Regions from separate parts of the Homo sapiens genome. Here region 2 is linked to region 1. Evidence: chromatin loops called from intact Hi-C (ENCODE). Cell type or tissue: HCT116. All regions are shown on one strand. Each heading gives the region's core, and the rest is flanking DNA. Links, peaks and the distances in the headings are about the cores only. Region 1 has its middle 36 kb from the start of COLQ. Region 2 overlaps FGD5 (FYVE, RhoGEF and PH domain containing 5).

Evidence for each region. Peaks named below come from ENCODE experiments on the same cell type or tissue, not always from the same donor. Only the 100,000 strongest peaks of a DNase experiment are listed, where the experiment ranks them.
Region 2: it touches region 1 in a loop (8-fold over the local background); 2 of 110 quality-filtered maps call a loop at or near these places.

What each region holds. Positions count from the first base shown.
Region 1 is chr3:15,556,211-15,559,125 of GRCh38, forward strand. No RefSeq gene overlaps it. Among named protein-coding and RNA genes, the nearest start is that of COLQ, 36 kb to the left of the region's middle. In HCT116, for the core only: a CTCF peak has its summit at 1,511; a DNase peak (open chromatin) is centred at 1,571; H3K27ac peaks cover 606 bases.
Region 2 is chr3:14,919,882-14,922,796 of GRCh38, forward strand. FGD5 (FYVE, RhoGEF and PH domain containing 5) reads left to right here. Exons shown (of 20, transcript NM_152536.4): 14 at 2,037-2,136; 15 at 2,530-2,667. It overlaps LOC105376963 (a long non-coding RNA gene), which reads right to left. Exons shown (of 4, transcript XR_007095829.1): 2 at 2,420-2,915; 3 at 1,428-1,578; 4 at 466-602. Among named protein-coding and RNA genes, the nearest start is that of NR2C2, 26 kb to the right of the region's middle. RefSeq lists enhancers at 1,245-1,744, 2,260-2,915. In HCT116, for the core only: a CTCF peak has its summit at 1,450 (motif pointing left); a DNase peak (open chromatin) is centred at 1,450.

The DNA.
Region 1 (2,915 bases), core at 108-2,607:
CCTCGGCCTCCCAAAGTGTTGGGATTACAGGCGTGAGCCACCGCGCCCAGCCTGGTTTCCTACTTTCTTAAAACAGTCATATGATGTTCTACTGTAATCACTTTACATTTGCATTATTTCAGAGTCATGGGCTGCTTCTTCATTGGCATGCACTGCTTCCCCACTGCCTAACTGTCTTGAAAATAAAGGAACAAAAACAATTTGGGATTAAATATAATTTTCCATTTCATTTTCTTTTTCCTTCAGTGTCCAAAAGTCCTACCATTTTCTTGCAATGGATTTGAGACTTTTTTTCCCTATGGCACATACACTCACTTCACAAAATAAGCTGAGCTACTTCAAAGTAGCATGTATGAAATAACTGTAGAACATCTCCACTGAGCTATTGTTAACCATCATGAGTTCCCATTTAACACGTAGTTAGTGAACTCTTAAAGAGTACTATGGCTATATAGAGAAGTGAAAATACACAACCCCTGATCTCCAGGAAATGTCTAATTTACTTGAAGTAAGACCCAGTCACTTGAGAAAAGGGAAACCACTATGTCTACTTTCACATTCACCGCTAAGCAGGGATTCCAAGTGGTGTTCTCTTCTCTAAATTCTCACCTTCCTAAAATGCAGTGGCACTTATTGAGTGCCTTTTATATGCCAGGCATTGGGCTAGGAGCTTCTGGGTGGCTTTCTGAATCCCCAAATAACCCCATGAAATATGAAAGATTTCTGGAAAGACTATTAGTAGAGAAAGTAACCTAAGAAACCATTTCACTTTGGGAGGTTGAAGTGGGAGGACAGCTTGAGCCCAGGAGTTTGAGACCAGCCTCGGCAACAGTGTGAGACCCATCTCTACAAAAAACTTTAAAAATTAGCCAGTTGTGGTGGCATGTACCTGTAGTCCTAGCTACTTGGGAGGGTGAGGTGGGAGAAGTATTTGAGCCCGGGAGTTCGAGGCTGCAGTAAGCTATGACTGTGCCACTGTACTCCAGCCTGGGCAACATAAGAATACGCTGTCTCAAAATAATGATAATAATAATAAAACTCATTTCCCATTCATCTCCTCAACCCTGGATTCTGGGTTTTTCTAAATTAAGAAAACTGCCATAATCTTTCGAAGCTCAGTTTTTATGAGGCAATTGGATATTATTAACACATATAATAGGATCACATAAGAAATTCATTATTAAACTAGGGGCTACAAAATATTCTATCAAATATCTATCAACCAATAGATTCATTTTAGAGGGGTATTTTCAATATTTTATCCTTCTAAGGAAAATCTTCTATGAGGAGATTAATTTCAAGATCATTTTTACTAAATAAGCAGTCAATGGACTCTGTCAATTAGTGCCCCTGGACTAATGTGGTCTTTATACACTTAGACTGACCTCTGCTGGACAGTCTAATAACCTGTCAGCATTTTTTTTTTCTCTGAGAGTATGATTAGGAAAGGGGCATTTTCCCCAAATTTTATCTAGTATTTAGTAACAAATTTACACAGTTCAACTTACAAATATTAATCAAGCCCTCTACACCACCTAATGGCAAAATCTTATATTGCATTCGGCTGCCAGAGGTGTGTCCGGAGGCAGAGTGGGAGGAGACTGATGAGGTTACATGAACTATCCAGTCTGAATGCTCCTTTTCATAGTCTCTTCCTCCTGTGCAGGACATAAGAATACCTGAGAAATGAGGCTGCTTCCACGAGCCTGTCAGGGGCCAAGTCACAGTATCTTCTGGGTTCACCCCTAAAACTGAAGTCTACCACTTCATGGTGGTCACTTGTGCCTAAACTAGCCAGTGTAGACAAGTCTGATATGGGTGGTGCAAACAAGCTGAATTTTGATATAAAGTCCTATGCTTCAATTTATGTAAAACTGCAGATAAAAAACACGAATGACCCTGAAAATAAGTGATGCTTTTCCATTTCAAATATTCTTTTAAAATAGTGCCTGCTTCTGATAATAAAAATTACATAATTATTTTTAAAATTCTATAAAGGAAAAAATTAAATAAAAATTGCCTACAATTCCATCTACCAAGTTGTATTACAATTTTAGTTTATTTTGTGCCCATCTCTGTTCTGTAAGCAAGCAGGTATGCATGATTATGGTTATTTCCTTACTTCACTCCATTTCATTTTGTAGCTTGCCCTTTTCACACGTTGTATTGTGATTATTTTTCAATTAATAAATAATACAATTTTTATTTTATGATGATAGACCATCACTTATGTAACCAATGTCCTACTATTAAACATTGGAATTGTTCCTAAATAAAACTACGCTACATGGCCTTTTATATAAATATTTGACCAAATATTTTATTATTTCTTCAGGATATATTCCCAAATAAGCTCAATGGGGCCTGGCACAGTGGCTCATGCCTATATTCCCAGCACTCTGGGAGGCAGAGGCAAGAGGATAGCGTGAGCCCACGAGTTTGGGACCAACCTAGGCAACATAGTGAGACCCTGTCTCTACAAAAATAAAATAAAAGAGTAGCCAGGCATGGTGGTATGCGCTTGTAGTCCTAGCAACTCGGGAGACTGAGATGGAGAGATCACTTGAGTCCAAGGACGTCAAAGATGCAGTGAGCCGTGATCATGTCATTGCACTCTAGCCTGAGCAACAGAGCAAGACCCTGTCTTGAAAAAAAAAAAAAAAAAGCTCACGGGGTCAAAACTTACGCGGTATGAACATTTTTAAGACTCCAAATACCTGCAATGCTAGAATTACTCTACAGAAATGTACCAACTTCAACTTCCATCAGCAGCATAGGAGTCTCCATTTTCACTTCCACTTCACCAAAATTCAGATTAATTTAGAAAGTTCTTTGCCAAGTGGATAGGCCAGGAAAAAAAAAGGGATTTTCAGTATAACTTACATATTCATATTCATGCTTTTACTGAGCATTTA
Region 2 (2,915 bases), core at 237-2,736, 640 kb before region 1:
TCATCACCTCCCAAAGGCCCTGCCTCCCAACACCAGCACCTTTGGGAAGAGGATTTCTGCATTTGAATTTGGGGGGACACAAACATTTAGACCACAGTGGGGCATGGCATTTCTATCAGAAAGGTCTGCATTTTCTCCAGGCCCTCGGGTTGCCTGGGATCCTCATCTCTGGCTTCAGACCATGACCTTAAAGAGCATCCCCTTTTCCTTCTTTCAGGGCAAGGTAAGCTCAAGCTCTCGGGGGCTTGGAAACCAGGGAGGTATGCCTCCAGCCAAGAGTAGCTCTTCAGCCAGGGACGTGCATGGCAGGGGTCAGCAAGGCTTCTGGGGCTTGGGTGTCTACTCTCAGCAAGCACATGAGATGGGATGGCAGCAGTGCCTATCACATGGGGGTTTATCCTGCATTGGGCGGTTCTGAGTGTGAAATGGGATCTAAATGCACTCATGCACATGCACTCTCATAGATGCATTTTCTCATTAAAATCATTTATTAGGTGGGGCATGGTGGCTTATACCTGTAATTCCATCAATCTGGGAGGCTGAGGCTGAAGGATTACTTGAGGCCAGGAGTTTGGGACCAGCCTGGGCAACATAGTGAGACCCTGTCTCAAAAAAAAAAAAAATTTAAGCATTTATTAGCCACACCTCAGTGCCAGGTCTGGCAACAATTTAGCCGTTGTTGTGCTCTCCAGGAGCCCACATTACAGGTAGGAGAGTTGTAAACTGCTTCAGATGCAGGGCAGTAACTGCTGTAACAATTAATAGTGGTAATGACAGCAGTAACAGGCATTGGACACCTGTCAGGCCCCAGACGCCGCCGTGATCCTCATCACCACCCTTAGAGCTGGGGTTTGCGGCTCCTTCCATGCATAGGGAGTTGAGGCTTGCAAAAGGGTCACACAGCCAGGTGAGGTGGAACTGGAGTTTGAACCCAGGACTGTGTGGACCAGAGCTCTTATCTGTTACAGTCTACTGCATGAGGGAGTAGAAAAGGGCTTGGAAACCCAAAGGAGGGACTGCCCCATCTGGAGGAGTGAGGGAATGCTTCCTGGAGGAGGTGATGCCTGGGTGGGGGTCGTGGCCTCACCTCTCCTTGTGATAAAATCAAGGGCAGGAGGCTGCCAGCAAATAGTTTCTGTTAGTCCGGCCATGACTTGAGGGTGGTGACGATCCACACGTGGGCCTTCAGGTGGGGCTGCCCATCTCCCAGGGCAAGGACAGTGGCCTTTAGCATGCCAGTCACCTTCCTGCTAGTCCAGACCCTTCACACTTGAAGCTCCCAGGGGACCGCAGGACCCATTCATCACATTTTAGGGACATGGTGTCTTGCTGCCCACAATGCTGATTCAGCCTCTGCCCTGCAGCACTGCTCCCGCCCAGGCCAGCGGGCCCTTATGCTTGCTTTCCGGGGCAGGCTGCACACTTACCTGTGGTGTAGGCGCGGCATCTAGTGGACACTGTGAGAACTTCACCCAGCTAGCTGGCACCCAGCCCAGGCGTAGCTCTTGCCACTCAGGAAGCCCTCCCTGGTGCAGAGCAGGGACTTGGAAAGTGCCTGTTGGATGACTGTCTGGGAAGCTATGTGGGGAGATGAGGAAGGTGGGAGACACAGATGTTTACCTTTGCCAGCTCCCACCTACCCCTCATCCTCCACAGGTACCCAGCCCTCTGTCCCCTGCCAGCCCGTTTCTCCTGAAGTGTGGGACCCTCTGGGCCTTCCTAATGTCTCTTGCTTTTGCACAATGTTGACAATGTGGTTCCACGTCCCACATCTCCCTTCATCCCCACAGCAGCCCTGGGAGTTAGGGGAATATCATTATTCCAGTGTAAGAAGAAACAGACCCAAGGACAGCTAATGGACCAGTGGTCTGCTCGTAAACCTAGTCTGGCAGGTGATCTCTTCTTTGCTGGTGGTTCTGGGCAGTGTGAGAGGTGCAGGCTCAAGGGGCATCTGAGTGAGAACCTCATCCATGCCGAGATGGAGGGTGGGAGGCAGAGCTGCTCCTGCCTTTGCTCACTCCAGCCCATGCCCGCAGCTCCTGTGCAGAGAGGGACGAGTGGTATGGCTGTCTGAGCAGAGCCCTCCCTGAGGACTACAAGGCCCAGGCGCTGGCTGCATTCCACCATAGCGTGGAGGTGAGTGGGTGGGCAGGGCCCACGGGCCACCAGCTTCAGAGACCTGGGGTTCCCTGGGCGGGCATTGCTGTTGCCACTCACACCCAGATGGACGTGTAGCTCCTGTCTTGGGGCACTGGCTCCCCCCACACCCCTGCCATGCTCCCACCCTAGTCAGGGGCGGCCTCCGTGTAACCTAGGAGCCCAGCACCCACAGTCTTGTTCTCACAGTCTGGCTGTTTCCCAACCAAGGGTGAGCATCCTGGAGGGTGCAGGAGAGGCCTTTCACATCAGACCCACTCACCCACACATCACACACCCTGCACAGAGACGCAGGGCAGGGCTCACTGGGCTCTGCATCTGGCTGGTCTCCTGGCCACATTCCACATTACTCAGCCAATTCTGTTGCTGCAGATACGAGAGAGGCTGGGGGTTAGCCTTGGGGAGAGGCCCCCCACCCTGGTGCCTGTCACACACGTCATGATGTGCATGAACTGCGGCTGCGACTTCTCCCTCACCCTGCGGCGTCATCACTGTCACGCCTGTGGCAAGGTGAGTCGCTGCATCTGGGGTGAGTGTGTGCATGGGGGTGGGGTGGGGGAAGGGCATGTCCCTGCCCAGCCGGGGGCTCAGGGATGTCCAGCAGCTACTGTAAGCCCCAGAGTGAGGCATGTTCACACCAACCCGAGAGGAACAGATTGCTAATTCCCATTTTATAGATCATCAAACCAGAGCTCCAAGTCCCAGGCCTCTTCCACACCACCACGTTTTCAACAGAAAACCGTAGCATACGTGGCTAT